Linked DNA regions of Homo sapiens: region 2 is linked to region 1. Evidence: read pairs that join two places in POLR2A ChIA-PET (ENCODE). Cell type or tissue: HepG2. All regions are shown on one strand. Links, peaks and the distances in the headings refer to the core of each region. The heading gives the core; the rest is flanking DNA.

Region 1 (15,698 bases), core at 5,422-7,921:
AGAAATGGATTCTCTGAGTGAGCCCTGATGTTGGATTTAGCAAAGATTTTAAAGTAGGTACTAGAAATATGTTCAAAGAACTAAAGAACTTAGATGCTGTTAAAATGACAAGTTGGGCCAGGCACGGTGGCTCACACCTGTAATCCCAGCACTTTGGGAGGCTGAGGTGGTCAGATCATTTGAGCCCAGGAGTCAAGACCAGTCTCTAGCAACATGGCAAAACCTCGTGTCTACAAATACACAAATTTGGCCAGGTGTGGTGACCCACGCCTGTAGTCCCAGCTACTCAGGATGCAGAGGTGGGAGAATCACTTCAGCTCAAGAGGTCAAGGCTGCAGTGAGCCAAGATCACACCACTGTGCTCCAACCTAGGTAACAGGGTGAGACTGTCTCAAAAAAAAAAAAAAGAAAAAAAGAAAAAATATATATATATATTTCCCCCCACATATACATATATACTTGTTATAACAATAAAAATGAGTTATTTAAATTTTCTTATTAAAAATCAGATAGAAGCATATGTTGTTTACAAGAGACACACCCGAAAGAAATTCAGTATTAAAGAGATACGCAAATGAGGCAATGATAGCTAAAGGGTACAAAATCTCAGTTAGACAGAAAGGATATGGGGGAGGGCTTTTTGAGATCTATTGAATAGCATGGTGAATATAGTTAATAATGGCATATTCTACATTTCAACATTGCTAAGAGAGTAAATTTTAAATGTGCTCACCACAAAAAATATTAAGTATTTGAAGTGACTGGTATATTAACTAACATGATTTAATTATTCCACATGGCATTCATGAATTATTTTGTATAGAAATCTTTACCCCATAATATACACAATTATAAATTATCAATTTATAATTTTAAAATATTAGAGCTTAAAAATTAAAACGCCAGCAAAAATTATTAGGTAAATGCAAGAAAACAGAAAACAGAGATAAAAATCTTATTAAGCATCACAGAATCAAAAGCAGAAGATATTAAAATGAATGGAGTTATTTTATATTAAGGGCAGAATCCACAATGAAAACATAACATAAAATATAATTTGTCTCAAAAGATATTTTGAAATGGTCAAAATGCAAAACAGCATTACCTCTGCAGCACAACAGTGACAGCCACTCTCAGTCTTTGATAGTCAAGTGGACAAAATATAGACCAATTATTTTAATAATATAATTCATAAGGTTGAACAACTTTCTACCTGTATCTATAAACAGATAAAAAGGTAGGTTGTGATAGCCGGCCTCCAGGATGATCCCCAGTGACCTTCACCTCTTAGTATTCACGCACCTGTGTAGTCTGCTCCCACGCTGTACTGGGGTTGGTCTGTGTAACCAATAGAATATGCAGGAATGATGGTATGTCACTTCCAAGGTTAGGTTATAAAAGACACTGCAGCTTCTCTTTCTTTCTTTCTCTTGGATCATTCATTCTTGAAGAAGCCAGTTATGATGTGAAGAGAGGCTCACATGGCAAGGACTGAAGCCTCCTGCCAACAGCCACACATATGAGTCACCTTGGAAGCAGATCTTCCTGCACCAGTCAAATCTTCGGATGACTGCAGCCCCAGCCTCCACCTCGACCACCTCATGAGAGACGCTGAGTCAGAGCCATCCAGTTAAGCTGCTTCTGAGCTCCTGACCCACATCAACTGTGAGATTAGAAATGTCTGTTGTTAATCAAAACCGCAATGAGATACCATCTTACACCAGTTAGAATGGCTGTTACTAAAAAGTCGAAAAACAGCTGATGCTCGTGAGGCTGCAGAGAAAAGGGAACACTTAGACACTGTTGGTGGGAGTGTAAATTAATGCAACCATTGTGGAAAGCAGTGTGGTGATTCCTCAAAGGGCTAAAAACAGAACTACCATTCAACCCAGCAATCCCATTACAAGGTATATACCCAAAGGAATATAAATCATTGTACCCTAAAGACGCACGCATGCAAATGTTCATTGCAGCACTATTCACAGTAGCAGAGACGTGGAGTCAACCTAAATGTTCATCAATGACAGATTGGATGAAGAAAATGTGGTACAGATACACCATGGAATGCTATGCAGCCATAAAAAAAGAATGCGATCGTGTCTTTTGTGGGAGCATGAATGGAGCTGGAGGCCATTATCCTTAGCAAACTAATGTAGGAACAGAAAACCAAATACCTCTTGTTGTCACTTATTAGTGGGAGCTAAATGATGAGAACTCATGGACACAAAGAGGGGAATAGCAGACACTGGAACCTACTTGAGGATGAAGGGTGGGAGGAGGGAGAGGAGCAGAAAAAAGTGACTATTGGGCAGTAGGCTTAGTACCTGGGTGATGAAATAATCTGTACGACAACCCCCCATGACATGAGTTTACTTACATAACAAACCTGCACACATAACCCTGAACCTAAAATAAAAGTTAAGAAAAAACAAAGAAATGTTTGTTGTTTTGGCTGTTATGTGCTGAATGCAGCAATAGGTAACTAATATATAGATAGATGGATAGAAAGATTTTACACTTACATCCTACTGCTGTAATAGCTATAATATGCCATCTTTTCAAACATCAATGGAACAGTTACAAAACTGATTATACGTTGAATCACAGCTTCTTTCTTTCTTTCTTTGTCTTCTTTCTTTGTCTTTCTCTTTCTTCTTCTTTTTTTTTAGAGGGAGTTTTGCTCTTGTTACCCAGGCTGGAGTGCAGTGGCACGATCTCAGCTCACTGCAACCTCCACGTCCCGAGTTCAAGCAATTCTCCTGCCTCAGTCTCCCAAGTAGCTGGGATTACAGACATGCACCACCACGCCAGGCTAATTTTGTATTTTTGGTAGAGATGGTGTTTCTCCATGTTGGTCAGGCTGGTCTCGAACTCCCGACCTCAGGTGATCCACCCACCTTGGCCTCCCAAAGTGCTGGGGTTACAGGCCTGAGCCACTGTGCCCAGCCAGCATTTTTATTTCTAACCACTTTCTTTTCTATCTGTACACAGCTAAAATTTGATAAATGTATAGATCCAGGTCAAAAAATGAAAATTACTGGGCAGAACCTGAGATGTAGGCCTTAGGGTCTGTCTGAAAGTCAGAATCATAACATCTGGCTCTAATACCTGATAGTGGTTTTATGGATTTTTTTCCCTCATTAAATATATCTATTTTTAAAAAAGATACACTTGATTTTGTATTACTGCTGACATGGCCTAAATACATTGAACACATAAAATCCTTTAACACTTTTCATTCTTGCTGCATTTGGGTTTTCCACACAAGGAACAAGGACACAAATAAGAGATCATTATATTTGCCTTAGTCTGACAGTGGCAAAGTAGGGTGGTAGGGGCTGTCTTTGCTTGCTGAAGCAAGCAATATGTATTTAAAGATACATGGGACCCAGGCACCAAGCTCCTTCCAGGAGGAGAGGCAAATACACCCTGTTCATGTGGTCCAGGAACACAAAACAGAGTCAAGCTTTTAGTAGCAAATGTTATTTGGCTGTATGAATTTTTGACAATTAAATACCCATTACACGCAAGTCGCTGGCCTTGTGATGTGGTTTGGCTGTGTCCCCACCCAAATCTCATCTTGAATTGTAGCTCCCATAATCCCCACGTGTTGTGGGAGGGACCCGGTGGGAGGTAATTGAATCATGGGGGTGGGATATTCCTGTGCTGTTCTCATGATAGTAAGTCTCAGGATATCAGATATCATGATATCTGCACACACTATCTTGCCTGCTGCCATGTGAGATGTGCGTTTGCTCCTCCTTTGCCTTCTTCCATGATTGTGAGGTCTCCCCAGCCACGTGGAACTGTGAGTCCATTAAACCTCTTTGTCTTTCTAAATTACCCAGTTTTGGGTATTTCTTCATAGCAGTATTAAAATTGGACTAATATACCTTGATATTAAAAGGCTTATATGTAACGATTTTTAAAAATCCTCTCACCAACAGAGGACATTTTGAGGCCATCTGAATAAACCAAAACAACACATCTGTTAATCCAAGAACAGTCTGTTTTCTGTCTTGTTCTATAAAGCAGTGAGAGCACAGTCTACATTTCCTAACCACAATTGTTTAAAATAGGAAAAACAGAAATTAATGGTCAAGTTTTAACAAAGCCTAACAGAAACACTCAGTGGTTTGGAAATTTTAAAACCTTCTTTTAATAATGATTAAGTCAACAAAGAAATCAAAACCTATTGTAGATTATTTAGAAAATAATAGGATACAGTCACAGTTGAATTTAGACGTGAATTCAAAACTTTATTATTGTTAAGGAAAATAAGAAATAACAAGAAAGTATGTTAACTATAGTTTTAAAAATAAAGCAAGTTAGCAGAAATAAGTCCTAACATCAATCTCAATACTCACAAATAATGCGAATGGATTAAAACCCTCTGTAAAAAGATAGAGACATTCAGATTCTTTTTTCTTCTTTTACTGGTTAGTTTTTATCGAGGCAAAATTTGCCTGCAGTGAAATACACAGATCTTAAGTGTAAAATTCAATGAGTTGGTAAATGTGTAAATACATGCTACCAGAAAACCAATAGCCTATTTACATCATCCCAGGCCATTCACATTGAGTCTCCACCTCCCCATAGGCAACCAGAGTTCTGGTTTTTATCACTATGGATTAATTTTACCTCTTCTTTTTTTGATTATTTATTTATTTATTTATTTATTTATTTATTTATTTATTTATTTATTTTGAGACGGAGTCTTGCTCTGTTGCCCAGACCGGGGGAGTGCAATGGCACAGTCGCAGCTTGCTGCAACCCCCATCTCCTGGGTTTGAGCAATCCTCCTGCCTCAGCCTCCTGAGTAGCTGGGATTACAGGCACGTACTACCACACCTGGCTAATTTTTGTATTTTTAGTAGAGACGGGGTTTTACCATGTTGGCCAGGCTGGTCTTGAACTCCTGACCTCAAGTGATCCACCCGCCTCGGCCTCTCAAAATGCTGGGATTACAGGCATGAGCCACTGCACCTGGCCAGTTTTGCCTCTTCTTGCATTTCATTCTCCGTGGAATTAAATACTATGTGCCCTTTGCAATAGGCTTTTCTGTTCAACATAACATTTTAAAGAATGAAGCATGTTGTTACATGTACCAGTAGTTCATTTTTAATTGCTAAGTCAAATTCCATTGTATACATATATCAAAATTCTTCTATTGATGAACATCTGTGTGTTTTCCGGTTTGTCTCTATTTTAAATCCAGCTTTTATGAATAGAAGCATTCCAGCACAAGTCTCTGTGTGCTTTGTGGACCATTCTTTCCCACGCTTTGCCTCTCTCGCCTCTTTTTACCATCATAGCCTGGCTTCCAAATAGCTACTTCTCACAGCTCAGTCTGAGTTAGGTGCCACCCCCTGGTTTCCATCACCCTCTATGCCAGCTCTGTCATCACACCTAATATCTTGAGTGTAGTTATGATAGAGTCATCTGTCTTTCCAGACTACAAACTCCTGGACAGAGGTTGTCCTGTCCTTTATGACTTAGATTCCTGGTAGTGAGCCTAGAGTCTAGCACATAGAGGTTCTCAAAAAAAGAAAAAAAAATCTTAAATGAACAAATAGGTAACTGCACAAATAAAGACAGATGAGCAAAATTAACACTAGCACATTCAGGAAGCAGTGAGGAGACTGGCCTAATAGTAGAATGTAGAAAGGTGGGTAGATTACACCTCTCAGCAGATTTTAATCCATACTGATGACCAACCTAGAAGAGGAATTCAGAGCTTTGAAGACATGCACGATTACAAGGAGCAAGTTCAGTTTCCTTTCGGAGATGCTGAGCATTAAATTAAACTTTCTAATACCTGAAAAGCAGCCTCAACACGATCTGCACACTTCTTTGTGCTCTGCAGCTGACAGGGGATGGGGAGTGGCAAATATCGGCCTTTGGAGCATTAAAGAGGAAGCTATTAAGGCTGCATATTTTTTCAAAAAGAAAGAGTACAAAGAATTACAAGAAACCCCCTAAATTACAAGTGTGGGTTACAGTAATTGCTAAATTACAGAGCTCCAACTTTATTAGATACACACCCCCTCAGATTCTACAGTTTTCAAGGGCTGCCTTGAGCTGACAAAAGCTAGAAAGCTCTGTGGGAAGTGTGGCGGGGAGCTGAGCAGGTTAGCTAATGGGAGCCCCCTTTATGGGCGAGGCCAGGACACAGAAATCTGGACCAGGACCAATGAAGTTTTTGTTTTCTGGTGTTAAATTACCCTGGGGGGCAATACAGCCTGTGCTGGGGTTTGGAAGTAGGACTGGGATGTTAGCATTTTTTTCATATGTGGAAGCAGCAGTGGCCTATGGCCAATTGCTATGGAATCCTGAGAATTCTTTCAGGGTCTTTGAAGTGATTGGGTTCAGGCCCAGAATGCCCTTCATCAGGATAGTATCTGTTATTATTTTTACCATTCCCAGCTGAAAGCTTCAAGAATAAGATCTTTCATCCTCTGAAAGTTACCACCCATCTCTGCACTGTTGCAATATCCTGTTTAACAACACTCACCTTTATACACCATGTTTACATCCTCAAAGCCCTCTGACCTTTCTAATACAGGCACACATTACGTTTTTCATACTGTCCTCTTCTCTCTCAAACACTTACTTAAGGGAAAGACCTGATCCTACTTTCAAAACATTTGAAGTGAGTGGTTAAGTGACTTTAACTGAAGCTTCACTAAAGCCCAGATCCAAGTCAACTGCATATTAGATTGACTCAGTCCCTCACACTAATGGCCCAATAGAAGAAGGGTACATTCTTTTTCCAGGAGACATATACTTACTATAGGCACTACTTTTTAAAAAATATACTACATTTCAGACTAAAAAAATTGCAAGACATGCAAAGAAGCAGGGCAATGAGACTAATAATCAGGGGAAAAATTACCAATAGAAGTAGACCCACAGATGACTGAGTGTTGGAATTATTAGACAAGGACCTTAAATAAACTAAAATAGAGATGTTAAAAGATCTAGTGGGAAAGGTAGACAGCATGTGTGAACAGATGGGAAATTTCAGCACAGAAATGGAAACTATAAAATAACCAAATGGAAATTCTAGAGATGAAAACTGTAATATTAGATACAAAGAGTTTGTTTGATGGGTTTAACAGCAGATTGAACACAGTAGAAGAAAAGATCAATAAAACTGAAAGGATCTTAAAGACTAGTCAATAGAAATTATCCAAACTAAAATTCAAACAGAAAAATAATTAACAAAATAAAAATTTAAAAAAGAACAGAGTGTTGAAGAACTGTGGAAAAATATTAACATACATGAAATTGGAGCACCAGAAAGAGAAGAAAAGGAGCATAAGGCAGAGTAAATATTTGAGGAATAGTTGTTGAGAATTTTCCAAAATCTAAAAAGATCAGCCAATAGATCCAAGAAACTCAATGAATGCATACTGTATTAGTCCATTTTCACACTACTATAAAGAAGTATCTGAGGCAGGGCACGGTGGCTCACACCTGTAATCCCAGCACTTTGGGAGGCCAAGGTGGGTGGATCACGAGGTCAGGAGTTCAAGACCAGACCAACATGGTGAAACCCCATCTCTACTAAAAACTACAAAAATTAGCCAGGCGGGGTGGCATGTGCCTGTAATCCCAGCTACCCAGGAGGCCAAGGCAGGAGAATGCTTGAACCCAGGAGGCGGAGGTTACAGTGAGGTGAGATTGCGCCATTGCACTCCAGCCTGGACAACAGAGTGAGACTCTGTCTCAAAAAAAAAAAAATCTAAGATTGTGTAATTTATAAAGAATATAAAGGGCGTAACTGACACTCAGCACTGGCCCTGCCAACAAGGGTAGGTGCCCCTCCTCTGGGAACCTTCCCCGGTGGCCCCCATGTACCTCTGTCATGGCACTGGCTTCATTGTATTATGATGCTCTGTGTACATGTCTGTCCTCCCCACCCAACCGGCCGCCCACAGGTTCAGAGTCCTGACTTATTTGCCTGCTTTGTTCCTCCAGGGCCCAGCATGGTGCTGCCTCCGTGAATAGGTGCTCCACATTTAAAAATAGATGCTGTGGTTCATGGCCCAGGAGAGAGGTCCCAGTACACAGAGCCAGCCTTGAGCACTTCTTCAGTCTGAGGCAACAGGGAGCCTGCCACCCCCACCCCCACCCCTACTGTGGGCAGTGAAGTGCAGTGGATGCCACTGGACCACAGATCAGACAGTGTTTTACATCCTGACTCAGTCCCTCACCAGCTGTGCACCCTGGCCAAGCTCCTTGACCTCTCTGTACCTCAACTTCACCGTGATGGCACCTGCCCCGTGGGACTATTGTGAACATTCAGGGAGAAGCAGTGCAGGGAAGCCTCGTACTGAGGACATGCTCAGAAAGTTGCTACGTCCCAGGAGGAGGGGTGCCAGCCAGGCCTGGGCAGCAAACAGCCCAGCTTCTCCTTTGCTGTCAGCTCTGCCCTCCACTTGGCTGGTTTTTACTCCTTCTGATTCCAGAGCAGAGGAGCAAGATGAGGCCACAGCAGGGCCTTTTTCTTTATTTCAGTTTCAGGATGTTGTTGATGGTGATGATGGAGAAAATGACGATGATATTGATGGTTGTGGTGATAATCGTGATGATGATGGTGATGGTGATGATAATAATTATGGTGACATTGATGGTGCTAGGTAAGGCAGTAGGTACGTTACATGGATGGTAAGGTAGTAGTAGTGATGATGATGGTAATGGTGGTGATGGTGATGTTCATGGAGATGATGGTGATGGTGGTGATGATGGTGATGATCGTGATGCTAATGATGGTGGTGATGATGATGGTGATGGTGGTGATGATGATGGTGATGATGATGGTTGTGGTGATAATGATGGTGACAGAAATAATGATGGGATGATGGTGGTAATGGTAATCACAGTAGTGATGATACTGATGATGGTGATGGTGATGATGATAATGATGGGATGATGGTGATAATGATGGGATGATGGTAGTGGTGATGGTGATCATAGTAGTGATGATACTGATGAAGTGATGATAATGATAATGATGATAATGAGGGAGATGGTGATGATGGTAATGGTGATGATCATGGTGATGGTGATGATGATAATGGTAATAATAGTGACGGTGATGATGGTAATGGTAATGATGATGATGGTGATGGTGTTGATGATGGTGATGAGATGATAATGATGGTAGTGGTGATGATGGTGATAGTGAAAATGATAATGATGGGATAATGGTGGTGGTGATGGTGATCACAGTAGTAATGATATTGATGATGGTGATGGTGATGATCATGATAGTGATGCTGATAATGATGGTGATGATGGTAATGAAGGGATGATGGTAGTAATGATGGCGATCATAGTAGTGATGATACTGATGATGTGATGATAACAATGATGATGATGATGGAGATGGTGATGATGATGGTCATGGTGATGATGGTAGTGATGGTGATGGTGATAGTGATGATAATGATAGTGAGGGTGATGATGGTAATGTTGATAGTGATTACAGTGATGATGATGATGGTGATGATGATGGTGGCGGTGATGTCAATGGTGATAATGATGGCTCACATCTATGAAACACTCATTGGCTAGACACTATTGTAAGTGCCTCACATGAACTAACTCATTTAATCATAACAATCCTATGAATTGGGTACTGTTGTTACCATTTTATAGATGGAGAAACTGAGGCATGGACCCAGGTTAAGTCACCCATCTGAAGTCACTCAGCTGGTAAGTAGAAGAACCAGGATTCAAAACCAGCTCCAGAGAAAACTGCCCTTTGATGACCTTTGCAAATGAACACAGTCTAAGAGCTTACAAAGAAAATATGATGGAGAGAGGAGGATGCGCATTACCTAAAAGAAATCAGGCTTTAGGAAAGTACAGTGGAGATAAGAAAAACCCAGAGAGCCTGGAGCTGAAATTTTCTCCCCTGCTGATGCCACCTTGAAGGGTTGACTCACTGAGGGCTTAACTGCAGGCAGTTTGCAAATGGACAGTGTGTTTGTTTTTCCCCTTTAACCATTTTGATGTGTGTAGATGGATGTCCCTGGTTCCCATTCCTCAGTTTTGCAATGCTGATTTTGTAACTCTGCCTGTGCCAACAGAGGGGTCATCTCACAGCTGGGTGCCATGCAGTGGCAGTGGCAGCACCTCTCCACCCTCATCCAAGAGTGCAGCTAATCTCAACACCTCCCCACTCAGGGCTAAACCCACAAACACAAGGCACAGCCTGGTGGGCTGTTTTGGACCCTATGTCTTTCCCCACATCTTGTGCTGTGAGGGTGTGTGCATTTATCGGAATTCTCACATGCGCACTCATAAACACACTCATGCACACACATACCTCACTCTGAGACCCTACATGTCCCAGCATGATGCGTTGTGAGGTGGCCGTGCTTCAGTCCTGGCTGCCTTCCAGAGAAGGTGGGGGCATAGGAAGAGCTGTCCCCAAGCAGCACCCGAACATAAAGCTCCCGAAGGAGGAAGTCTGGAGTCCAGGTCACCTCCACACTCTCCACTGCATGACTTTGAACCTTCTTGACCTCTCTTTCCTCATCTGTGAAGTGGAGCAGCAGCCCCTGATGTGCCCTCTTCAGAGGGAACACAAGGATGAGAATCTGTGCCAAGCAAATGTCAGGGTTCATTGTTCTAGGACAGGGTCTTTCTGTCCCCTGACCCCACCCTGCCCCATTCCCAGGCTGCTGTGCAGGGACTGATGGTCCAGGCAAGTCTCCAAGGAAGAGGAGTAGGGAAGGGCAAGGGATGGGGGCTGGATGAGGAGAGGGGCTTCCTGCAGGATTCCTCAACTCCCCTGCAGGGCAGAATATAACTATTATTATTATATTATTGAAATGTCTGTCTTTTGAGCACTTTTCCCATGTAGACTGGACAGGGTCAGCCCGTTGCCCAGGCTGGAGTGCAGTGGTGTGGCCATATCTCACTGCAGCCTCGAACTCCTGGGCTCAAGTGATCCTCCTGTCTCAGCCCTCTGAGTGGCTGGGACCACAGTTGCGAGCCACCACGCCTGGTGATTCTTCTTGCAGAAGAATCAGAGCAGAGATCCAATTCCCTCCCTCCAGGGACACGGTGATGGGTGTATGCGGAGAGTGTGCCTTGGACCCTTAGATAAAGAGTAAAGATCCTTAGGTCCTGCTGAGCCCCTGTAATGGGTCATCCCTTGGGTTGAATCTGGGGCTCCACTCACCTGCCTGAGACTGGGTCCCCACCTCCCAGCTCATCTGCTGGGAGAGACTGCTGCTGGCTCCTCCGTGTGGCCGTTTCCTTCAGAGGACTTACATTTCCTTCTGGTCCCGGGCTCTGATGAAGTTATTAATCAGGGAGATGGAGGAGGCCGTGGCACTGCTCTACGTGCCAGGACTGGCTGATCAGGCCGATGCCGCCACCCCTGGTGCCCGAAGAGGAGGCGGTGAGCGTCCTGAGGAGCGTGCACAGCTCCCGTGCAGCGACCAGCCTCTGAGTAATTAGTTTGTAAATCAGGCAGATGGTTCAAGAACCACTCACTCTGGGCCGCTTTAATTATTTATACCCCTTTGTATTCTGATTATGCATAGCTGTCCTCTTTGAAAGGGAAGGAAGATGTTTTCTCTGATGGGCTCTCAGCATTGAATCAGCTGCAACTTCTCCGAATCCCAGTGGAATCTGAGGCTTGCCTGGAAGCAGCAGTGGGCGCCGTGGGGCAGGGCCCTGGACTGGACCCACGGAGAGCTGGCTGGGGGTGTCGAGGACTTTCTGCATCACATGTCTGTGGGAGCCGCCTCACCCTGTTAAAACCGGACGATGCTGCAGCGCCCTGCTGGGAGCAGAAGGCAGAGGGTGCAGCGGGGAGAGCCTCGGCTAAACACAAACCCGGGCTCCAGAGCCGCTCAGTGGACCCGGAAAAGGAGCAGGCGCGGCCCACCCTTCAGGGCTCTCGGGGGAGCTAATGTGATGGCGGATATAGAACCTGGTGCAGGTGGGCGCTGGCCCCACGGTGGCTCTTGGCTTGGGTCAGAATTCATCCCGCCCCGGGGGGCTCCTTCTTGCCTCTCTCCCCCACAGTGTTGAATGATGACTACATGCTGGTCCTCATCCCCATCTGTCAGATGAGCTCACTGAGGCTCCAACCGTTAACCCCAGGCCCAAGCACACACAGCAAAGCAGGCCTCTAGCCCAGCCCCTGGGCTCCGATCGCACGTTCTCTCCACCTGGCTGTGTCCCCGGGCCTGGGACTGACACCAGCCATCCCAGGGGCCCCTTGCATCTCCCTTCAGCCCCTCTCTCCCCTCACCTACCCCCACTCTGACCTCTGAGGGGTTCCTCAATAAGCGATCTGTGAGGAATGACCTCCTGGACTCTTTCACATGGACCCAAATTCAAGAAATGCCAAGCTGAGCCAGGTGCAGTGGCTCACGCCTGGAGTCCCAGCACTTTGGAAGGCCAAGGTGGGAGGATCACTTGAGGCCAGGAGTTTGAGACCAGCCTGAGCAACACAGAGAGACCCTACCTCTACTTTTAAAATTTGTTTATTTTTATTTTTTGAGACAGAGTTTCGCTCTTGTCGCCCAGGCTGCAGTACAGTAGCGTGATCTTGGCTCACTAAAATCTCTACCTTCTGGGTTCAAGTGATTCTCCTGCCTCAACCTCCTGAGTAGCTGGGATTACCTGGGATTGCAGGCGTGCACCACCATGCCCAGCTAATTTTGTATTTTTTTTAGTAGAGACGGGGTTTCACCATGTTGGCCAGGCTGGTCTCGAACTCCTGACCTCAGGTGATCCATCTGCCTCGGCCTCCCAAAGTGCTGGGAATATAGGCATGAGCCACTGTGCCCGGCCTACTTTTTTTTTTTTTTTTTTTTTTTTTAATTAGCCAGGCTTAGTGACTTACACATGTGGTCCCAGCTACTCGGAGAACTGAGGCAGCAGGATTGCTTGAGCTCAGGAGTTCAAGTCTGCAGTGAGCCATGATCGCACCACTGCACTCCAGCCTGGGCAACAGAGGGAGACCCTGTTGAGTCTACACGGGAAAAGTGCTCAAAAAAACGGATATTTCAATAAATAGGGTCAAGGAGTGACTTTGTGCCTGACCTTCTGAGCTCCAGGAGACCTTCGTGTATGTGACTCTGAGGGTTGGCAGGCAAGCTCTCGAAAGATGCTTTGCCCATCCATGGGCCTGAAGGCAGAGACCAGAGACTCGATGGGAAAGAGGGGAGGGCTGGGAGCGGGAAGGAGAAGGGGAAACCAGTCCTCGGCCTCCTCTTGTCTCTTCGTTTACAACAGACTATTCCACCATGGGCTTCTGAGCCATCCCAGTTGCTTCTTGCTCCTTCTAAGTGAGTTTGCCAAACACCAGGCACCTCTGTCATCTGGGAGGAGGGACAGGGACGGCCCAGCCAGTCGCCGCACGGACCCCCACCAGGCCTCCAACTGCAGCCCAGGTGACAAGAGTAAGAATTTAGAAATCATCATTTCATTCCATATGTTGACAGGATGGAGTACTGCATAGCTATTAAAATTATTTTTCAAAAAATAATTTCGATTATCAAGTGATATGCACAATCGGAGCTTAATTTTGGAAAAACAAAAAAAACCAAATGTTTGCAGAAGCGTTTTGTTTTAACTCCCACGCACAGGCAGGCTGACCGGCAGGGGTGGAGTTCCGTGCCTGTTGTTGCTCTTGCTCTTCTCTATTTTCCCAACATTCTACAATGGACAGGCATTGCTTCTATTATCAGAGAAAACCCAGAGCATTTAACTTTTTGCATTTTACTGAAGGCCAAGGCCTTCAGGAGGAGCAGGGAGCCTGGTGGTGTGGGGTTGGGTAGGCAGTCCCCAGAGGTCTGCAGCCCAGCCCCGCCTGGCCCAGCCTGGAATCAGCCCAGGGAACGCAGCTTACCTGGGACTCTCCAAGGAGGAGGACCCGAAGATTTAGGCACCTTACAAGTGACATTTTAATCAATGACTGTTCCATGTGCAGGCACCAGCCCAGCATCCCCTATGCAGCTGGTTCTGCTTCTCCGGCCCCTCCTGGCCATGCCTTGAGGCAGCTCCAACATCTGTAAAGCATTCCTGCTCCCGGGCAGGAAATGCGCCTGGGCCCTGCACAGATTCCCACCACTCAGGACACCTGAGCTGGGCCCAACTTCGGTGGAAGCCTCTCCCCTCCTTGCTTCCAAAAGGATGGGAGGGGAGGGGAGGAGAGGGGAGGAGAGGGAGTAGGAGGGCGATGGGAGGAAGCCGGGGCGCTCTGCTGGGTTCTGCTCTTGAAGCCTGCTCCACCTACCTTTCCACCTACCTAGAGAACCTCACCTGGGCTCCCTGCTGGAGCAGAAAAACACCGGCCACTTTCTGGGAGCGCACGGGGTGGGATCCTCACAGCACAGAGTGCTTTGGAAGCCCTCAGGGGCCACACACCTTCCTCCCCTTCCAGTCTCCTGGGCAGCAGCCCAGCACCCCCAAAACCAGATCCAGCGGGATTTAGAGCAATGCATGGGGATCGTTTCCTCCCAGTTAACTGCAGTGGTTAAAGGATGCCGCACCAGGAGGGAGACCCAAGGCCGACACCCCAGGACCAGGGCTGGGGGGGCATCACAGGGGCTTTTGAGTGTCTTCCTGGGGTATTTATTTGTGACATTTCCCATTGTACACGCCACTTTTGTAGCAGAAAGTAGTGTTTTAAAATGTGAGAGAGTTGGCCAGGCGCGGTGGCTCACGCCTGTAATCCCAGCACTTTGGGAGGCTGAGGAGGGCAGATCACTTGAGACCAGGAGTTCAAGACCAGCCTGGCCAACATGGTGAAATCCTGTCTCTACTAAAAATACAAAAATTAGCTGGGTGTGGTGGTGGGTGCCTATAATCCCAGCTACTCGGGAGGCTGAGGCAGGAGAATCACTTGAATCTGGGAGGCGGAGGTTGCAGTGAGCCGAGATTGCGCCACTGCACTCCAGCCTGGGCAACAGAGTGAGACTCTGCCTCAAAAAAATTAATAAAATAAAATAGGAGAAAGGACATGCACATCTAAGAGGAGGTGCCAAGCACAGCCCCCGCCCAGTGGGCTCACTGGGTTCCCATCCGGCTTTCTCCCAGGCGCATCCAGGTGGAGCTGAGTGGAGCCCACCTGCCAGCATCCTTACCTGGCCCCTGAGCTCCAGAGAATGCAGGGACTCCTACAAGGCTGGGTCCGGAAAAGCCCAAAGCCTGCTTGTTGATTTTACTTTCTTTCCTGGCTTCAAACCTTGCCGCCTGGAGCAGGAGAGGAAGCAGGGACACAAGGTCTCCACAGCCCCCACGAGATTCCCCACTTCCCACGCAGGAGCTCAGAGCCAGTGTGAGAATGGTGCCTGTTCCTGGGGCCTTCCTGCTCTCCCTGGGTCTCTCCTTGGGGACAGCCTGGTCCATGCAGCTCCTTCAGAACCTCTGGGGTTGAACAAGTGTAGAGGCCAGGGCTCCCAGAGGCAGGAGAAGCGGCGGGGTGGCACGGGGATCCCACCCAGAGTGGCCAACTTGTCCACTTTGCCCAGGACTCTCCTGATTTTAGCACTGAAAGTCCTGTGTGCTTGGAAAGCGCTCATTTTCAGGCAAATTGTAACAGTGGTCACTCTGGTTCTACAGCAGGAGACTTGCTCGGTTGGGTGGCAGGAGGCCCTCCCTGCCAGCATCGCTGGATGGGCCGTGCAGGGTGGCTGGGTACCGGGGTTGGTCTGGTC
Region 2 (8,092 bases), core at 5,450-7,949, 59 kb after region 1:
CGTTGTCCCCTCCAAATCTCATGCTGAAATGTGATCCCTGATGTTGGAGGTAAGGCCTGGGGGGGGTGGGGCTTGGGTCATGGGGGTGGATCCCTCATGGATGGTTTGGTGCCCTCCCCACGGTCACAAAGTCCGGGAGATCTGATTGCTATAGAGTCTGGGAGGGCTGGGTGAGGTGGCTCACACCTGTAATCCCAGCACTTTGGGAGGCCAAGGTGGGTGGATCACAAGGTTAGGAGTTTGGGACCAGCCCGACCAACATGGTGAAACCCCATCTCTAGTAAAAATACAAAAAAATTAGCCGGGCGCGGTGGCATGCGCCTGTAATCCCAGCTACTCAGGAGGCTGAGGTTGCAGTGAGCCGAGGATTGTGCCACTGCACTCCAGCCTGGCTGACACAGCGAGACTCCATTTCAAAAAAAAAAAGAGTCTGGGAGTTCTCTCTCTCGCCATGTGACGTGCCAGCTCCCCCTTCACCTTCTACCATGAGGAAAAGCTTCCTGGGGCCTCCCCAGAAGCCAAGCAGATGCTGGCACCACTTGTACAGCCTGCAGAACCGTGAGTCAAATAACCCCCCAGCCTCGGCTATTCCTTATAGCAACTCAAAATGGACGAACACAATGTATTAGTTTCTCTTTCTGGACCCCACAGTGTGCCTGGCTGGGGCTGTGCTCTGGGGAAATGGCAACTGCGAGGTCCTCACAGACCGGGCCCGGGTCTTAACCACAGCCGCATCTCAGCGCCTTGATATTGCTGAGTGGATGCCCAAAAAGCACTGCTGGGTGAATGTGCGAGTGAATGATGAAGATGGAGGTGGCTGTTGGTGCCAGGGCAAGGCCCCAGGAGTCTGGGGAGGTGGCACCAGGCAGTTCAGGTCAACGGCTAACCCTGGACAGGGCCAGGAGGCAGCCAGAATGGTTAAGGACAGCTAAGGGACTTTAGGCAAGTGGTCTCACTCTTCCCAGGCGGGCAGGAAGCAGGAATCAGACCAAGGGGTGCCAGGTGGTAGTGGCACTCAGGGGGCCTGAGGAGCAGGTGCAGGCTCAGCAGGGCTGGTGGTGCCACGTGTGGGGCCGACCGTGGCCCCGTTCACTGCCTCCACCTCCTGGACGCATGGGCCCATGGCCCCCAAGGCCCTCCTCTGTCCCCACGCCCACCTTTCCAGGCTCCACTTCCAGACGCCAAGCCATTTTCTCACTCCCATCTCTCCCGTTGCCCCTATATCTGAGCTGACCTCCTCCCTGAGCTCTGGTGAAATTCTAGAGAGCCCAGAGGTGCAGCTCACACTCCTGCGCCACAAGGCCTTTGCAGTCTCCACCTTCCTGGGACACTCCATCTTAGAGCTGGGTGTGTACTTATCTCACTGGATCAGAAACTTCAGGAATGCCCATCTTGCATGCTCCTGCTCCCCACTTCCCGCCCGCCACTCAGCCCGTGGCTGCCATGTGGTTGGGCCTTGGCAGCCACCGCAGCTGGTAACACACAATTAGCACTTCTGTGTCCAGGTTCCGTGCTGAGCCTCTTCAGTTTCATCCCCGTTTGTCCTCAAAATGGTCCCTGACATGGTAACCATCATTATCCATTTTTCAGACAAAAGACCATAGCTCTAGGAGAGGAGGAATGGCAGGTCTGAGGCCACGTGGTTCGTAACAGGCAAATGGACCCGGCAGTCACTCTACCCTCGAGTGGGGCTCCTCCCTGTCTGCAGACCTCGCTGAGGTTTTAGAGCCTGGAGCCAGTGAGTCTCCACTGAGCACAAGGACAGCGGCGGTGCCGGGGCTGGAACAAGGCAGGGAGGGGCCTCCCAAATCACAGTCCTGGCTGTGGACCCACCTTGGGACCCCGCCCTGGCTGGGAACCTTGCTCCAGCCCACCCGGGACACCTTCCCACCCTGAGTCCTGCACTGGGCTGTGCACGGGGTCTGCTGAATGAGTGAGGGCAGGAGGGATGGTGAGCAGGGTGGAAAGCGACTATGGTGGGTAGGCTTCTGCTGGAAGCTTGAAACATTCCTGGCGAGCAGGAAAATACCAGGGGAAGAGGTTACAGCCCTCAGAAGGGCTCGCTGGGGACTGTCCTGCAGCCCTCTCATCGGGACAGGCAGAAAATCCAGCCCCCCTTCAGGGTGAGTCCAGGAAGCCTGTGGGGGCACAGGCTCTAGCTAGGGTGGCGCGTGGGTTTACCCAGGGGACGCTGCCGTGGCCCAGAGTTAGGTTAAACCTCATGTATTCTGTAAATAATTATTTATAATAAACAAGGCTTATTCACCCTCTAAGAAGAGTAAAACATTACAGGAGGCACTTTCTCACCAACTAAACACGTCATAGTGACTTCACTGCGTCACTGAGGGAGGGCACCAGGGTGCCCGGTCCAGAGTAAACTGTGGCCAGGGGGACGGGCACACTGCCAAATCGGCCAGACCTCCACCCCTGAAAATGTGGGCTAAATTCTCTTCAACAAGTTACAAGGAAATTCAGTGTGAACCCCATGTTTCCACCACTATCGGCTGTTCTGGAAGACTGGGAGGAGGGGTCTTGCCTTTTCTCCACTCTTGGTCACAGGGTTTGAGGCCACAACTTGGACTGGGACCCCAATCTCCTTCCTGGGGAAGAGGCTCATTCAGGGTGTCTGCCAAGGCCCAGCGCATAAACACGGAACTCGCTTAACGTCTGCTCCGGCACCTCTGGGCCTCCCACACTGGGTTCCCCTATCTGACCCCTCAAGCAGTGAGAGTGATGGGACATGGGGCGCCTCTAGGGGAGACTTGGGGAGATGGAGCAAGCTTCCCAGCCCAAGGTGAGGTCCCGAGGCATGGTCCATGCAGTGATGCTTCTCACGGGAGGCCTGAGGCATGACCAGGAGCTTGGAGACTCAGCAGAGGTCTGGGCATGGGACTCTCGGTACGCAGCCAGAGCGAGGGCCGAGGCTGTATGGATGCAAGCAGGTGACCCTGTGCCATCGGGTGCCATCTGTGCCGGGCCCTGTGCAGCCGTCCCCATCTCACTGAGCTTCAGGGAGGTGAGGCAACCATCCCAGGCACACAGCCCCGGGGGCAAAGGCTGGACCCAGGTGTGTCTGATTCCAGAATTCAAGAAGACAAGTAGAGGAGTCTGAGTCCCCTGAGACCGCAGTGATGGCTTAGTGCCTCAGGATGGCCAGGCTGGCTCCTGCAGCTTTAGTCAACCGTGCCCTCCTTCAGTCATCCAGGGTCCCAGCGCTGGTCCCTGAGACCTGGTACTGGCCATAGGGGCCCATCTCTGGCTGTGGACATCTAGTGCTGGTCACTGGGATCTGGTATTGGCCGTGGGGACTTGTCCTTGGCTGTGGGGACCCAGCGCTGGTCCCTGAGACCTGGTACTGGCCATGGGGACCCGTCCCTGGCTGTGGGTACCCGGTGCTGGTCCCTGAGATCTGGTACTGGCCATGGGGGCCCGTCCCTGGCTGTGGGTACCCGGTGCTGGTCCCTGAGACCTGGTACTGGCCATGGAGGCCTGTCCCTGGCTGTGGGTACCCGGTGCTGGTCCCTGAGATCTGGTACTGGCCGTGGGGGCCCATCCCTGGCTGCAGGGACTCAGTATTGTCTATGGGGTCTGTCCCTGGCTTCGGGGAGCCAGTAGTGCCTGTGGGGCCCATACCTGGTGGTGGGGACCTGGTGCTGGAGGATCCTGACAGCAAAACCACAGAGGCGACAGGTAACAGCAATCCATTAGCACAGCGTGTGGCCTGCCCTAGCCACGGCACCTTCCTCCACTCTGTGCCCTCTCACCACAAAGCCTAGTGCAGGTAACGAAGCCAAGAGGTGGAGAACCCGCAGGAGGACGCACACCACACCTGCTCCTCGTGTGGCGTCCCTGCACCCTGGGTGGCTGAGACCCCCTGCTCCTCCTCCAGGCCTCTCCGTGCCAGGTCTGCGCTGTTCTCCCTGGCCTCGGCTCCCACCCACCCGGCCCCCCAGCTACAGACAGCAGCGATTCTCCCTCCCACTCAATGGGGCCACTGTCCAGCCCATCATTAGTCTTCAGGGCTGGCAGATGACACCGGCCACGGGCAGTGTTTCCTCCGGCCCCAGCACACAAGGCACAAAAGACACCATCCTGCCCCAAGACCCTCCTAGTCACGTGGCGCATGGGAAGCGGTGCCGGGAATCTTCCAGGGCAGTCCCCTGCCCCGGGGGAGATCGTGTTCAAATCCCCGAGGAAATGCTGCTCTTTGGCCCTTTTTCTGAAAAACCCCCCAAGGAGACCTTGTGCGGAGCGTGCAGGGAGAATGGAGATTCTTGTGAGACTGTCTCGGGATAGCCTCACAGAAACCACAAACTATTTGGATAAAAGTTGAAAATCTGCGGTCACACAATGCTGACCATTCATTCAAACACTCGTTGAGCAAGCACCTATGACGTCTGGGAACTCAGGACGTGGATCGACAAGACACAATCCTCATGTCCGTTCTAGTGACAGAGAGAGAGACGGCACCATCAACCCCGCCCGCTGGGGGCCCCCTTGGAGGGGGCGTGCAGGTTCAGGGCTGAATCTGCCCAGTGGATGTGCCACCCACGTCTGCGTACCTCCTGGTCCTGTGGTGGCCCCTGGAACAAAGGCTGAGAGATAAAAGACAAGGATCTGGGGGAGGGAGGACGTCCATGCACATTCCACTGGGGACACCAGCAAGGATGACTGTTCAGTGACCATTCAGTGACCGAGTCACCTGGTGCTTGGAGCCTGGCACCCACAGAGCAGGGCGGGGGCAGCAGGCCCTGCCGGGGGCACAGGCCTGAGAAGGGAGTGCTGCCAGCCAGGCTCGACGGGACAGAGAGCGAAGGGCCCCCTTCCTGAAGGCCATGCAGAGGCCGGAGGTCAATGTCAGCAACTCCATCAACGTCAGTCCCCTGAGACCGACCCAGAGTTGGGGTTCCAAGAGCAGTCTTGGGCGCTCAGGAGCCAAGATCTCACAGAGGGTGTTCCCCACCCTTAGCTTAGGGAAAGTGACAAATCTGGAGTGCTTCTGCCCATGGTCCAACTACTGAACCCAAATGAATGCATTGACAAATCGCATTTAGTGTTATTTATAGGGAAAAGGGAGGGAAAAAAAAAAAAGAAAGAGAGCCAATCGCGTTTAGGCCGGCCGGCCAGGGGGAGGACAGATGGGCCATCACCTCTGCCACTTTTCAGGCCCTTTGCACTGACCCCCCACCCCCAGCAAAACCAAGGCCCAGCCCCTTCCCGCAGCCCCGGAGTCGGCTGGGATGAAGCAACTCCTGCAGGCAGATCATTAGGTCTACTGTGATGGTTCCAGCAGGGAACCCAGCTCAGGCCACAGCAGCTCAGGCGCCTGCAGAAGGCCCAGACCTCTGGGTGTTAAGCTCTCTCTTCCTGCACCCGCTCCGGGGCCCGGTGGGGTGGGCAGTGTGCGATTCCCAGGGTTGATGAAAGAGAGGAGGAAGAGGCTGAGCGGCGGCGAGTTTGAACAGCCAACTCTGGGAGGGGCTGAGGTGGGGAAGGTTCCCACTGCTGCTCTACAGGCCCCGGAGCAAGGCTCCCATGATTCCACCAGCAGCTGGGCAGGCACAGGCCCAGGTGCTGAGTGTGCCAGGATCTCCGCTGCTTCCTGGGTGGGGGCGAGAGGGACCCTCATGGGCCTGTAATTAGACCCGCGCCTTCCCAGCCAATTCCTCATCAAACAAACTCACACGTACAGCGGACTGGGCATGGCCGCCACCCTCGGGAGCCCTCCTGGGAAAGCTTCCCAAGGCTCTGCTGAGCTCCGGGAACAGGTCCCTACCTGTCCGGGAACCGGGCTGGCACTCAATAAACAAATCAAAGCTCGGCGCCGGAAGGCAGAACTCTGGGACTAGAGTCCCAGCCAAGGGCCACAAGTCCCTCAGGAAGCCTCTTCCCCAAAGAGTGGCTGTGGGACGCTGGGAGCCTCCAGGGTGGTCAGCCTCCAGGTCTTCCCAAAGCCCAGGTGGTATCGATGCTCTGTGTTAAGGTGAGGGCTGCAGAGAGGGGCCGGCGGGGAGGAGCCCCCACAGCTTACCCTGGCCATTGACCCTACTCTCAAGCATTGAAATAAAGCCCTCTTCCCACACTCCCGGCCAGGGAGAGAGGGCGGAAGCCCTAAACATCCGGGGTGTATGGGAAAGGCTTACATGTACAGAAGAACCAGATAACGGAAGCTGCTGGTGGTGGTGACAGGCTTCTTAAAGGGGCCTTGAGACCTTTGACACCGGCAGGGAAGCCACACACTGCACCAGGCCTGGGGGCAGGGAGAAGGGGCTCCTAAGGACGGGGTTGTCCCCTCCTGTGGAAGTGCCTCGCATTGTCTGATAAGAGCAGCTTGGACCAGCCGTGGCACAACAGGAAGTTGGGAGAATACGGTGGCCCAGGAGGCTGGCCAGGGCTGGGGAGTGGTCAACCCAGAGACTCTGGTTGCCCAAGTGGGTCTAGGGCTTCCGGGGTGAAAGTCCTTGTGGAGCACAGTGGACCCAGTGTTCGGAGGACAGATCCCAGGCCCAGATAAGGCTTTTTTTTTTTTTTTTTGAGACAGAGTTTCACTCTTGTTGCCCAGACTGGAGTGCAGTAGCACAATCTCAGCTCACTGCAACCTCCACCTCCCAGGTTCAAGTGATTCTCCTGTCTCAGCCTCCCGAGTAGCTGCCATTACAGGCACGCGCCACCATGCCCGGATTAGCCAGTATTTTTAGTAGAGACAGGGTTTCACCATGTTGGCCAGGCTGGTCTCGAACTCTTGACCTCAGGTGATCTGCCTGCCTTGGCCTCCTGAAGTGTTGGGATTACAGGCATGAGCCACTGCGCCCGGCCAACAAGGCCATTTTTGACATGGAATGCTGGTCTGACCACAGTGCTTGATGGCTTCTGCCTGCAACTATGCCCCCGCCTTCCATTAAAGCAGGGCTCTCAGGGCAGAAGTCGCATCTTCTCATCCCAGAGTGCCCCACGCCACCCCCCAGGCGCACACAGTGGGTCCTCCCCACCGCAGCTGAATTGGCCCCATCACCATCACAATGACAGCCTACAGGGGCGGGGGCTAGTGGGAACACAAAGTGGCCAATGCAATAGTGTCTCAGCCACCCCGACACAGAAATGGCCAGGGGACAGAAGGGGCAAGCTGGGAGTCAGCAGCAACTCAGGTCTCCAGAGACGAGCATTAAAAAAGGCGAGCCACACCACAGGCCTTCCTTGACCACATCTCAGCCTAAAAGAGACCCAAGGAGAAACAAGAATCCCACCTTTCCAACAAGGACTCGTATACTAGATGCTAAGCAAACACCTTCTTCCTTTTCCTGAAAAGGAGCTCCTGGGGCTGCCGGGGGAGTTGGCCAAAGAGAATGACATTCATGGAAACACACGTGGCCCCATTAAGTTTCAAGGCAAGGTGGCAATGAATGGAGGAGGAAAACCCACAGCATTATTAGGGAATGGGGCCTTTTTCTGCTTCCTCCTCTTCCAACGGGTTTTCTCATGTGGGATCCAAACCAAATTCCAACTCCATCCTGATCCAGCAGGTGCTGTCTCCACAGCCCCGAACAGACCTGCCAGAAAACCACTGCTCAACCTGCTTCCGGGTGGCATATTTTTCTCCAGGAAAGGAATTACAAACTTATCTTAGATGAGCAGAGAGCTGTTCCCCAAACCTCTGACCAAAACACAGCAGATTTCACATGAAAAAGCAAAGAGAGAGGGGCCAGGGATGAAGTGCAGCAGGCTGGAGGCTGAGTCAGTCCCCAGAGTCACTGGGACGGCGTTTCAGGAGCAGATGGCATTGCCTACAAAGCTCCTCGCCCCTCCCTGCTTTGAGGCCGGGGACCACCCCGTTGGCTGCATGATTTAGTCTCTGGGGTTCTCCCAGCATGAAAAGACCCTCTGAAAGCAGGTCCGTTAGGGAGATCCCTCAGCCCCTGCTCACTGACATGCCTCTGCATGGCCGACACGCAGCATGCCATTGTAGAGAAGCAAAGCACACGCAGACCAGCCCCGCCAGCAGCACCCTCCCTCCCCGCTCCTCCCAGGAACGCCCTGCACATATCCAACACATCCAGGAATCCAGAGCTGCGCTGTAGCAGCAGCTCCCTGGATC

The links. ChIA-PET counts read pairs that join two places held together with the same protein. Peaks named below come from ENCODE experiments on the same cell type or tissue, not always from the same donor. Only the 100,000 strongest peaks of a DNase experiment are listed, where the experiment ranks them.
Region 2: POLR2A ChIA-PET joins it to region 1 with 7 read pairs; 5 of 35 experiments call an interaction of 5 or more read pairs at or near these places.

What each region holds. Positions count from the first base shown.
Region 1 is chr17:77,502,930-77,518,627 of GRCh38, reverse strand. No RefSeq gene overlaps it. Among named protein-coding and RNA genes, the nearest start is that of MIR4316, 110 kb to the right of the region's middle. In HepG2, for the core only: no CTCF peak of the experiment used is centred there; a DNase peak (open chromatin) is centred at 6,437; H3K4me3 peaks cover 565 bases.
Region 2 is chr17:77,452,048-77,460,139 of GRCh38, reverse strand. All of the region lies in intron 3 of SEPTIN9 (septin 9), which reads right to left. It overlaps LOC105371903 (a long non-coding RNA gene), which reads left to right. Exons shown (of 3, transcript XR_934990.3): 3 at 1-3,602. Among named protein-coding and RNA genes, the nearest start is that of MIR4316, 59 kb to the right of the region's middle. RefSeq lists enhancers at 1-233, 2,573-2,652, 4,862-5,768, 6,102-6,441, 6,676-7,583 and 3 more. In HepG2, for the core only: no CTCF peak of the experiment used is centred there; a DNase peak (open chromatin) is centred at 6,419; H3K4me3 peaks cover 2,277 bases.